4 separate regions of the Homo sapiens genome follow, and regions 1, 3 and 4 are each linked to region 2. A link is a contact called in ENCODE Hi-C or POLR2A ChIA-PET data. All regions are on one chromosome and are shown on one strand. Each heading gives the region's core, a stretch centred on a gene start or an enhancer-like site at or near the end of the contact. The rest is flanking DNA. Distances are from core to core; before and after follow the strand shown.

Region 1 (2,700 bases), core at 122-2,621, 660 kb before region 2:
CTTGGAAAAAGCCACTTGCCTTCCCCTTTTTCCATGGCTATCTTTACTGTTGCGTACAGTCAAGGCACAAGAATGGAAACGAAGGGCAGGTTAGCAGATTTGAGTCAACTAAGCTGTCTGTACGGCTTCCTTATAGTAAATACGAGGCCTCTTAACCTGTTGGGGAACCAGGAATGGTGTGCTTAAAACCGACCCCTTTGGATTTTTACATCCACACCTTGTTTTGTTTTTCACACTAACCCTGACCACCCTTGATTTTCTTTTCCTTCACGGAGCAAGAATTCAATACATATTTGTAGCTTTGGTTTCAACCTTGTCAGTCCCTGACTAATTTGGTTTTCAGGTTCCAGTCTTTGCACACAAGAGAAGACTCATATCAAATTGACCCTGTGTTTTTTGGTGCTCGTGGGTTTTAAATAGGTCAGCTTTTAAATGGGCCATCCCCTGTTGCAGATCCCATTTCAGCTAGAAGGCCAAACTGTCTGAGACACCAAGGTTTTAGACTGGGGTGATAGATGCTTGTGATTTTGTTGTTTTAACCATAAAATCGATGGTTTTGCTGAACAGCCAGTGTGGCAAAACCTGCAGAAATCAGTCAGGTTCCATGTTGGGGAAAAGTGAAAGCTCTGACAGAAAAGTTAGACATTTTGAAAGCTAGAAGGGCCTTAGGGATCTCCTAGGCCAGTGGCTTTCTACATTTTACACCGTGGCTCAGTACACACGTTTTTGTGTGTGTATAGGCATACACAACTGAAAACAAAACTTAACACTTGCAATTACTTTCTTATGTTACTTAGAACAAAATATGTGTAACGTGACCTACAGTCTGCAAAACTCTGGTGTAGGTCAGTTCTCTTTTTTCAGAGGAAGAAGCAAGGTCCAAAGTTGGGGCCAGAGTCACTGTGAGCTGGGCGATTCGTTTCCCTGCAGCACACACCACCACCAGGCATCAGAACTCACATCCCCAGTGGAAGACCATGGAATTAACAGATCACTCGTGTAGCTTTCAAGTTTCTGCTAACAGGAGGCTATTCTGCAGCCTCAACAGTAGTAGACCCAGATCTCCACACCTCTAGAAGATCTTTTAAAACCTTAACTAGGGGCAGAGTCCCCTATTACTTTAAAACAAACAAAAAATCTCCCCAAGAAAAAAGCATCCACGTCTCTGATTTTTTTTGTTGTTTGTTTCCTACAATAGAGCTCTGAAGGCAGGCGGGGAGCACATGGCCCGGGGAAGTCGGTGACGCCATCCTTATTATTTTAGGGAGCCAAGGAACACAAGCTGAGGCGCGCTGCAGCGGTAATTAAGCTGTCTGCCAGGGCCCCGGCTCATAGGCTAAGCCGCCGGCGCGGGGAGGGCCCGCATTAACATAAACCCTGTGACTTGCTCCTGCACCGCCTGGAACCGGCTTCCTCTGTCTCCTCCCGCGGGTGTGAGAGGGACTTGGGTTTCTGCTTCACCAAAGCAGAGGAGCTGGTTCCACCGCAGATGTTCCTCCAGCCAGAAACACAGACTCAGGGCAGTACTCCGCAGGCTGGGGTGGCTGCAGGACCTGAGTTTTGGGCTTGCCAAATGGGCCTGTTTAGCTGGTGAATCCTAGCTGGGCCCCTCCCTGATATTGTTCCTTTGCTTCCTCCCCCTTAAACCTCCTTCCTACCTTCCAGCTGGTATAGACTCCACATCAAGGACCTGTCAGTTCTACCTCCCGCAGGAAGCCTTCCCTGACTGCCCAGCCTCTAGCCCAGGCCTGTCTGGTTTAAGAGCGTGTATAGCTCTTAAAAGTGTTCACAGAGGAGCAGGAACTGTTTTGGGGTCTGAAGAAGGGAAGGAGGGGTTTTGGGTCTAGCTTTGCTGGGGGATGGGAGCTGCAGTGTGGAAAAGGGGAGATGAAGGTTTTAGAACTGGCAGGGTACACGACCCAGTGAAAATCTTACAGACTCAACTCTTTTTATTTTGAGACAGTTTCGTTCTTGTCACCTAAGCTGGCGTGCAGTGGCGTGATCTCGGCTCACTGCAACCTCTGCCACCCAGATTCAAGCGATTCTCTTGCCTCAGCTTCTCAAGTAGCTGGAATTACAGGCGCCCACCACCACGTCTGGCTGATTTTGTATTTTCAGGAGAGACAGGGTTTCACCATGTTGGTCAGGCTGGTCTTCAACTCCTGACCTCATGTGATCCACCTGCCTCCGCCTCCCAAAGTGCTGGGATTACAGGCGCCCACCATCACACCTGGCTAATTTTGTATGTTCAGTAGAGACGGGGTTTCACCATGTTGGCCAGGCTGGTCTTGAACTCCTGACCTCATGTGATCCACCTGTCTCCACCTCCCAAAGTGTTGGGATTACAGGCATGAGCCACCACACCCAGCCGCAGACTCGACTCTTTCTACATGGTTGTTCCCCTCCTACCTTCAGTGGATGCTGGAAGACTGAAGAGGTAGGTGCTGGAGGACTGAAGAGGTAGGCACTGGAAGCAGAGTCCCAGCAGGTGGTGTGTGAACAGTAACCAGGGAAGAGAAGGAAAAGGGGCCAAGATGCACCAAGGTGTAGTGCACAGAATGCTTGTCAGGCACTCTGATGACCTGGGCTTTGGTCCGCCTTGCCGCTAACTTGCTGTGTGACCTTCGGGAAGTCACTACCACTCTCTGGGCTTCTCCTAGTCCTCTAGTCCATACACTGGACAATAGAGCCTGAGTGCAG
Region 2 (2,700 bases), core at 130-2,629:
TCCACCCGCCTCAGCCTCCCAAAGGGTTGGGATTGCAGGCGTGAGCCACCGCACCCGGCAGATCAGTTTTTTATGTACACTGCTGGACAAACAGTATTTTGGACTGACTCATTGTAGCTTTGGAAATGTTTGGATTTTTTAATAGCTTTAACCTTTCTTGACCAAAATTCCACTATAATGGCTGCTTAGATTTGGATGAAAACTCAACAGCTTTATTTTTTAAAAGTTTGATAGCTTTATAAATGCTTTTTTAAAAAATTCCGGATGTGAAAATATTTATGTTTGTAGTTAAGATTGACCCAAGTGGGACTCTAGATCGGTGGATTCCAACAGAAATGTTTCTTCAGAGATGATTATTAAATAATGGGATGGACTAAACAAAGAAGGTGCCCCCCCCCCACCAAAAAAAAAGATATATATACATAGAACTAACTTTCCGGTAAACTAAGCAAATTCCACGAGGAATGCAAAGATGACCATTTTTGAAGGTAGGAATTTAAATTGGGTTTAGATAACAAATAACGGGTTGTAGACAGCTTACCCATAATCCCTCCTTCCCCCAAGCACTAGGCAGTGAAGTTAGACTTCTGGATTCCACCTCCACGCTCACCGCGCGGCACTATGCAATCTTCGGTTAGTTACCAGGTCTAAGTTAGGCTTCTGGATTCCAACTCCACGCTCCACCGCGCGGAACTATGCAATCTTGAGTTAGCTACCGGGTCTAAGTTAGGCTTCTAGATTCCAAATCCACGCTCCACTGCGCGGTAACTACATAATCTTGGGCTAGTTTACCAGCTCTAAGACTTAATTTTGCCATATGCAAGATGGAGATAACATCCAACTCCTGGTGTGTGAGGATTACGTGAATCCTTGCAGAATGTGGCTCAGTGCCTGGGACATAGTAAGCGCTCTACGGCTTCTGCTAGCATAACGCTGTTAGTTTCTCTCATCCTCCTACATCTACCTATCTCAACCAAGGTCCTGCGCTAAGCAGGGGCCTCCAAGCTGGGACGCAGCCCTTACTCTCAGGGTCAGCGCCGGCTGGGAAGGCCGCGACCTAACCAGGAGATTACGAACAATGTCACCAGGGCCACAGCGGAGCTCCTGCCAAGTCAAGCAACTCATGGAACCAACGGAGGCGAAGTCCGAATACCTAGGCAACCCTAACCTAAAAGTGTTTTTAACGTTCTCAGGTCCTATAATTTACCCAAATAAAGTGGGACCGTATTTGCAGGCGCTGAGAAACTTTCTCAACAGTAAGAACCAATCAGGCGCAGTGCGCAGGCGCCTTCAGTGGGTCCTGGGTCCGCCTCTTCCGCCCGGTGCGGGCGCCGATTGGTCCGCGTGGACACATAAGAGGCTGCGTATAGGCGCGAGAGCCCCTTTCCTCAGCTGCCGCCAAGGTGCTCGGTCCTTCCGAGGAAGCTAAGGCTGCGTTGGGGTGAGGCCCTCACTTCATCCGGCGACTAGCACCGCGTCCGGCAGCGCCAGCCCTACACTCGCCCGCGCCATGGCCTCTGTCTCCGAGCTCGCCTGCATCTACTCGGCCCTCATTCTGCACGACGATGAGGTGACAGTCACGGTGAGTGCGGGCGCGGGCCGGCGGCCGGGCTGCCTGTGGGCGGTGACTTTCGGCTCTCCATGCGGTTCCCGGCTCCAGGCCGTTCGACTGAGCACTTCCGGCCGGGGCCAGGCCGCGAACACAGGCCGCATAGGGCGGGCGCTCCTCGGGGCTGGGGCCTCTCTCCGGGCAGGTCCTGGGCCCCCGGGACCACGTGCGGGCCCAGCGGGCATGGAGTGCGCTTGAGGCTGGGCGCTCCGGCTCCAAGAGCCTTCGTGTAGAAAAGCTCTTCCGCAGTGCTTGGGCACCCTGACCCGTGCCTCGTCTCTCTCAGGGACACTTACTCGGACCTCTTTCGGTGTAATTGCCTTGAATTCCCCCGGTCGTGGAGGAAGGCGCCCGAGCTCGGCTCCACCTCCCAGGTCTTGTAACTTAAAAATAGCCGCGTGACTCAGGCAAGTCCCAGCCCGTGAAACAGCAGTGATGGGCTCGCCTCATTGCAGGGCGCCTGGCACACATCTCTTTTGCTTGTGATAGAATATTTGAGCTGGTTAAACATGTTATGTACACTTATTGAGTGACGTGCAGCATTTTGGAGATATTACATACGCTACGTTTTGATGGATTGACGTTTTTATTTGTTGTAGGAGGATAAGATCAATGCCCTCATTAAAGCAGCCGGTGTAAATGTTGAGCCTTTTTGGCCTGGCTTGTTTGCAAAGGTAAGGTGATGGTGGCAAAGTGATTGTGGTAAGGCCTGCTGATTTACGAGGGCAGTTGTACATGCTAAAGTACCCCCAGCGGTGCCATAACGCCCCACATGCCGCTGGATCTCCTAGGTGTTTTTCGTTGCATGTATATCTCTAGGAGCTAATAAGATTTCAGCTTGTCAAGTCTTACGTTTCCTTATCAGACTCTGGTTTCCCTTTTGCTCTGAAACCATGGTTAAAAAAAATGTGAATCAGGTCATTTATTCCCAAAAAGGGTCACTCGGGAGATAGGTACTACGCATGTTAAGTTGCAAGCAAATTCTTTTTCTTTTTCTTTTTTTTTTCTTGAGACGGAGTCACCCAGGCTGGAGTGCAGTGGTGCGATCTCAGCTCACTGCAAGCTCCGCCTCCCGGGTTCACGCCATTATC
Region 3 (2,700 bases), core at 195-2,694, 690 kb after region 2:
CCAGAGCAGAGGAGGGGCTGGAAGAAGCACTGAGTTCCAGTATTTCTGTAGCTAGGTCTTCAGGAGATGACTCTTCACACCAGCCTTTGGTCCCAGCTCTCTGTGCCCTGGGCTCACCTGGACATACCTCTGCATGCCTTCGTCTGCTCTTCCCAGCCAGAGGTGGACTCTGTGAGAGGGAGCTCCCTCTTCCACCTCCAGTGGCTCCTGTAGGCCCAGCCCAAGAGCAGAGGGCCACTGTGTTCCCCCACTAGAGTCTGATTCTTTCGCCCACATTACCTCCAGCCTCTCTGAATACAGGCCTTGAGAGACCTGAGCATGTATGGGCTTCCGAATGCAAACAAGGAGTGAAGTATTTCAAAACCTGGTATTTCACCAGAAACGGCCCTTCAGAGGGGCCCAAAATACACAGCTCGGTGTTTGCACTTCAAAGAGTGGGAGGCCCAGTCAAGGCTCCAGGCAGCCAGGTCTTCCCTGTGTCAACAAGGGGAAGGAAAGCAGCTTGGCCCTGTCTGGGGCATCCTGAGAAAGGGGTTTTCCGACTGCAGCTGGAGAAGAAGGCAGGGCAGGGAAGGGCTGCCAATCCCCGGGGTGCTTCCTGCAGACGGCGTGGAGACCCAGGGGCTTTCTTGTGAGCTCACAGAGGAACCTTTTGGGGAATTCCCCAATGATAATGACAATAGTTCCCGGTTACTGCCTGTGATATGCTAAGCTCTTTCCATGGTTTTTCCCATTCATCCTGATGAGGCCGGCAGTACCAATCTTCCCATTTTGTAGATTTGAAAACTGAGGCTCAGAGAGGTTTGGATGACATGTAGGTTAATGGCAGAACTGGATTTCAGTGCAGGCCAGCCTGCTGCCAAGGCCTGTGCTCCTGATCAGCATGTAAAGCTCATCCCCTCTCCCTCTAAGGTCACTGAGCCCCATCAGGGTCTAGGCGCTGAAGATACTGAGAGAAACAAAGTACAACCCCTGTCTTCACTGAGCTGCCAGTTAAAAGGAGAACAGCCTCGGAGACCAGTGGCCACCATGTGAAAGTGAAAGTGCTTTGTCAGAGGCTTTCTGCACAGTCGTGGGAGTGGGAAAAGGAAGCACTTGCCTCTTCAGGGGCCCTATGGAAGAGGGGGCCAGCAAGCTAAATCTGGAGAGAAGAGATAGCATTTGCCAGGTGGGCAGAAGGGACAGCACCTGTGGCCAGCCAGACCCTGCAAGCTGTGTTTGTTGTGGTCACTGAGTGGGCCTGAGTGCCGCAAAGTGAACCACTCACTCTGAGGTCTAGGTGGGGCTGTGGAACTTGGAGGATTTTAAGGAGCAGGGAGAATGAGCTAGGCACTCTCAAAGGCTCAGGTAGATGTGGAGGGGGCATGGAGCAGACACAGATTAGCCTGTCCTGACCTCTCTTAGCACATCAGACCCCAAGAGGACCCCGGTGACAATTTCTCAAGACCTCATGACAGCAGTGTGGGTAATGATGACACAGTGGTGGTGTCTCAAATGCACCCAAAACTTATCAGTGTCACTGTTTTTGACAGATCCATCCTTAGCCCAGGCCCAAGATGCAGGCATTTTCACTCCCATGGGACCCACGAGAAGAGTGGAGTGGTTCCACATCAGGAGAATGGGACGCTTTGCGGTGTGAGCCGGGGGAGGCCCTTTTGCTTCCCTCTATGGAGCTCAATTTTTTCAGCAGAAAATGAAGTGGACAGGATGATCCCTGAATTCTGGCTTGAACAAAAGCTCCCGCGTGGCGCTGAAGGTGGAGGTGGTTCGGCTCAAGGAATCTACCCTGTGAGCATGAGGAGTTGAGACAAGCCTGGGCTAGGAGAAGGACACCAGCCCATGACCCAGGCTAAGCTCTGTCATGGGCAGGATGTATAACCACCACAAGTCATTTCACTGCTATAAAATAGAGATAATAATCCCTCTCCTGTTCACTTATGGGCTTACTGTGAACATCAAATGAAATAACAAGCACAGAAGTGTTTAAATTGTAAGGTATGGTGTCAAGTTGAATCATCTTCTGGTTCTTGAACCACAGGGACCATTTAACCCAATTTCCTCATATTCCAGAAGAGGAAACAGAAGTTCAGAGTGGCTGTGACTCGTCCAGTGTTCTCTGTGGCAGAACTGAGACCAGCTCCTAGATGCGATCTCTTCTCTTTAACCACCGCTGTGGCTGCTATGATTCAGAGACCTGACAACATTTTGTCATAGAAAAAAATTCAACCACCTCCCCGCCGCCACCCCCCACCCTGCTGACCCTTGGCATGGAGTATCTCTCTGCCTTCAAAAGAAAAGAAGAAACAAATTCCAAACCCCAAACCCCACTAACTGCAGAGCAGCTGCTTCTCAGGGAAAGCGGCCACCCGGAATGTAACGCGGCAGAAACCGGTCTCACTGCCTGCCACCAAGCAAACGTGGCCTGTTCTGATGGCTCAGTGGCCAATGTCTTCCTGTCACCAAGCTCCTCCAAATCGCGGGGGAGATTGTTTTGACATTTGATTAGCCACAGAGTGTAACTTGTGAGTGCTTGAGCAAGCCGACTCTCAAGCAATGGCATCGCTGAGTGCTTTAGCCTGTTAGAGATACCATGTATCAGGGAAAGCGATGGCGGGCAGGGCTCCAAGAGGGAAGATAAGTGGGCTGTTGGGAGAAATTAATACGAAGAAAGGAAGCGGCGAATGAAGTCAAACGAAAACA
Region 4 (2,700 bases), core at 1-2,500, 870 kb after region 2:
ACATTTCCCTATCATCTTGTCCTCAGCCTTTTCATAACGACTTGTAGTCATGCCCAGGAACCAGCTGGTTGCACTGTGCTGTGATATAACATGCCCGTGGTGCCCTGGGCAGTGCAGAGATCCAGACAGCTATAGGTGGCTACCAGCAGATCCACCACAGCTCTGGCCTTCCAGTTCAGACACTGAAGTCCCCTGTAAAAATGGAAACGTGAGTGGGAAGCACATAAAGTCATCATGGTCCATGCCTTCCTGAACCAACGAGAGAGAATTGATTTCTTGGATTGATAACAGGTATTTGGCTAGGCCCCAAAGTAGGGGTGGCCTCAGTTTGGGAAGCAACAAGAGGGAGGAGAATAGGACTGGGCCTTGGGGCTGCATGTGGTACAGACAGGAAGGGATTCAGACCTTCGCGGTGAGTTCAGTAGTTTAGAAGAGGCCACAGTTAGGGTGGCTGAGGGGTGAACTCTTGTTGTCATCAGTGAAAACACTCTGAGATCCAGGGACAACATACGAGCGTCTGTAGTGGGTATGTTCAGAAAAGGCTTAAAAACTGATTGAGGATCAAGAGCCCCTGCTTCCCACAAGATAAAATCCCCACTGCTCAGCCTGGCATACAAGATCCCTCTTGATCTATCTAGTGGCCTATATCTCTATCTTTATTTTTATCTGTAAAATAGCTTTTTTAAGCCCGTGATCTGAAGATATGGAAAGCATATGCATTAAATTTGCAGATGACTCAAAGCTGGAGGGGATGAGAGAATTAAGGTTCAAGATGATCTCGACAGTCAAGAATGCTGGGTCAAAAGCAACCAGATGAAATGTAGCATCAATAAATCTAATGTCTTGAATGTAGTTTCCAAAAATCAGTTGCACAAGAACAGGATGAGAGCAACCTGGCTGGACTGCAATTCACATAAAAAAAGATCAGGAGGTTTTAGTCTGCCTCAAGTTCAACGTGAGCCAGCTGAGTGATGTGGCGGGCTGGGGAGGGAAAAGAAACTTACAAAACACTCAAGCGAAAGCTTATGTTGCATTAACCCTTGGTGATGAGGGGAGAGAAAGAGATGATACTCTTTGTCATGGAGTGCGATACCCAGAAGGGATACTAACTTTAAGAACTGATCCTTACTGAGAACTCAACATGCACCAGGAAGTACATCAGTTCATAAAATCTTCACAACATCTCTACGAGGTTACAGGCCAGGAGAGCAGGGTGCAGAGGGTGGATTTGCTTGCTTGTCCTAGCTCACACAGCTAGTGGGTGGTGGATCCGTGCTCTTGACCACCCCACTCTGTTGCCTTTCTGTTAGACAACACCTTGTCTACTTTCTCTTCCCCATTTCACAGATGAGGAGACAGGACCGGAACTGTGAGGACAATCTGTCTATAGTTAGGCAGTGAGCTGACTGCAGACTCAGGCTCTCCTGGGACCCTCTTCAGTCCTCCTTCCCTCTGCCATGCTGGTTGGTTGCCATCCTGTTAGAGGGTTGAATACTTACGCTTAAAGATCTAAAGACTTCATTAAATTTCATGTGGCACTTACTCCACAATGTATCCCACCTTACCCTGCCTTATCACACATAGTATAATGCAGAAGATTTAGTTATTCCTCTGTCCTGCGGAGTCCCACTCAAGGACGACAATTACCATGGCTCATTGAACTCCAGTGAGATATTCACAGTACAGAGGACATTGAGACCCTCACGGTACGACCCTCTACTATGTGTCTCCGTTTATGTTTCTAGGTGTTTTTAAAAATGGTTTTCCAGTTAAACTGCTCATGGCCACCTCTCAGTCTTTGACTTCTTTCTAATTTGTCATAATTAACTAGGCTTTCAAATTAAACAGAACATTAATTGTGTATCTGCTATGTGCCAGGCACATTGCCAGGTCTTCCAAATATATTATCTCAGTTAAAATTATAACAACCTCGTGAGGTGGGTTACTGTTATCCTGATATCACAAAGAGAAAATTGACTGAATAGGGTGACCAACATGTGCTAATTTGCCCAGAATGGAGTGATCTCCTAGGACATGGGATTTGCGGTTTTAAAACCAGGACAGACCAGGGCAATTTGGGATTGGTTAGTCACCTTAGACACTAACTTTCCTGAGGTCACACAGCTAGAAAGTGGCTGAGCCAGGATTTAAAATCAGTTCTCCTGATACTAAATAAAATCTTGGCAGAAATGAATGTAAAGGAAGAGTAAATAATAGACTCCGGGTGACTTTCTGGCCTCTGCTCAGCGTCCTTAAAGACTTGTTTTGCTTACTTCCTTATTTTCAGTTCTATGTCAGAAAACCAGGTTCCTCCATATGTGAAACAAAGAGGAGAGTATCTACTTCCTGGGGCAGTTCTGAGCCCTGAGTGTTTAGAAAGAACTTGGCTAGCATTGCAGGGGTTCAAGAAGACTTCATTCCTTCCCTCTTCTCTGGCTTACATGGCCTGGATAGCTAAGCTGAGTTTTAGAGATGAGGAATTAATGGCACAGGGCTCAGATCTTAGAAAGCAATTCAACTGTAGTGCTGTGATGAATTTGGGGGTATCGTATGTTAAGACAGACATTGACCAACTAGGATGTGTTGGACATGGCAAGGAAAGGTGACCCCAGTGATGAGGGACCAATGAATGAAGGCCCCCAAGAAAAGAACAAAGGAACTGAGGAAGAACAGACAACGGAAGGCAGACAGGGAGGCTGA

What was found. A loop is a pair of places that touch in the nucleus more often than their neighbours do. ChIA-PET counts read pairs that join two places held with the same protein, here RNA polymerase II (POLR2A). Pooled maps may share reads with other maps.
Region 1: a loop to region 2 is called in a map of natural killer cell, with 10 times the contacts of the local background. The contact joins the enhancer-like site here to the promoter of RPLP1 in region 2. A Hi-C loop is called at or near these places in 1 of 168 maps with a recorded cell type or tissue (natural killer cell), 1 of 37 single-sample maps with no recorded cell type and 3 of 50 pooled maps. POLR2A ChIA-PET finds 5 or more read pairs at or near these places in 3 of 52 experiments (OCI-LY7, WTC11 and activated naive CD4-positive, alpha-beta T cell).
Region 3: a loop to region 2 is called in a pooled map, with 3 times the contacts of the local background. The contact joins the enhancer-like site here to the promoter of RPLP1 in region 2. A Hi-C loop is called at or near these places in 5 of 50 pooled maps. POLR2A ChIA-PET finds 5 or more read pairs at or near these places in 4 of 52 experiments (A549, AG04450, H1 and 1 more).
Region 4: a pooled map shows a loop between it and region 2 (3-fold over the local background). The contact joins the enhancer-like site here to the promoter of RPLP1 in region 2. A Hi-C loop is called at or near these places in 1 of 168 maps with a recorded cell type or tissue (natural killer cell), 2 of 37 single-sample maps with no recorded cell type and 8 of 50 pooled maps.

What each region holds. Positions count from the first base shown.
Region 1 is chr15:68,794,145-68,796,844 of GRCh38, forward strand. The region is part of intron 1 of ANP32A (acidic nuclear phosphoprotein 32 family member A); the gene reads right to left. Among named protein-coding and RNA genes, the nearest start is that of MIR4312, 6.4 kb to the right of the region's middle. RefSeq lists enhancers at 441-650, 1,001-1,250, 1,076-1,648. Within about 2 kb of position 1,372, at least 30 of the 41 ENCODE cell types and tissues checked have a DNase peak (open chromatin) inside an H3K27ac peak, as active enhancers do; they include natural killer cell, where a contact is called at or near this core.
Region 2 is chr15:69,451,439-69,454,138 of GRCh38, forward strand. RPLP1 (ribosomal protein lateral stalk subunit P1) reads left to right here and starts at 1,380. Exons shown (of 4, transcript NM_001003.3): 1 at 1,380-1,582; 2 at 2,209-2,283. The coding sequence starts at 1,511. RefSeq lists enhancers at 1,086-1,135, 1,416-1,665, 1,816-1,925 and a silencer at 1,686-1,735.
Region 3 is chr15:70,140,252-70,142,951 of GRCh38, forward strand. No RefSeq gene overlaps it. Among named protein-coding and RNA genes, the nearest start is that of TLE3, 44 kb to the left of the region's middle. RefSeq lists enhancers at 1-46, 551-1,054, 822-921. Within about 2 kb of position 1,445, at least 14 of the 41 ENCODE cell types and tissues checked have a DNase peak (open chromatin) inside an H3K27ac peak, as active enhancers do.
Region 4 is chr15:70,318,366-70,321,065 of GRCh38, forward strand. No RefSeq gene overlaps it. Among named protein-coding and RNA genes, the nearest start is that of LINC02205, 190 kb to the right of the region's middle. Within about 2 kb of position 1,251, at least 10 of the 41 ENCODE cell types and tissues checked have a DNase peak (open chromatin) inside an H3K27ac peak, as active enhancers do.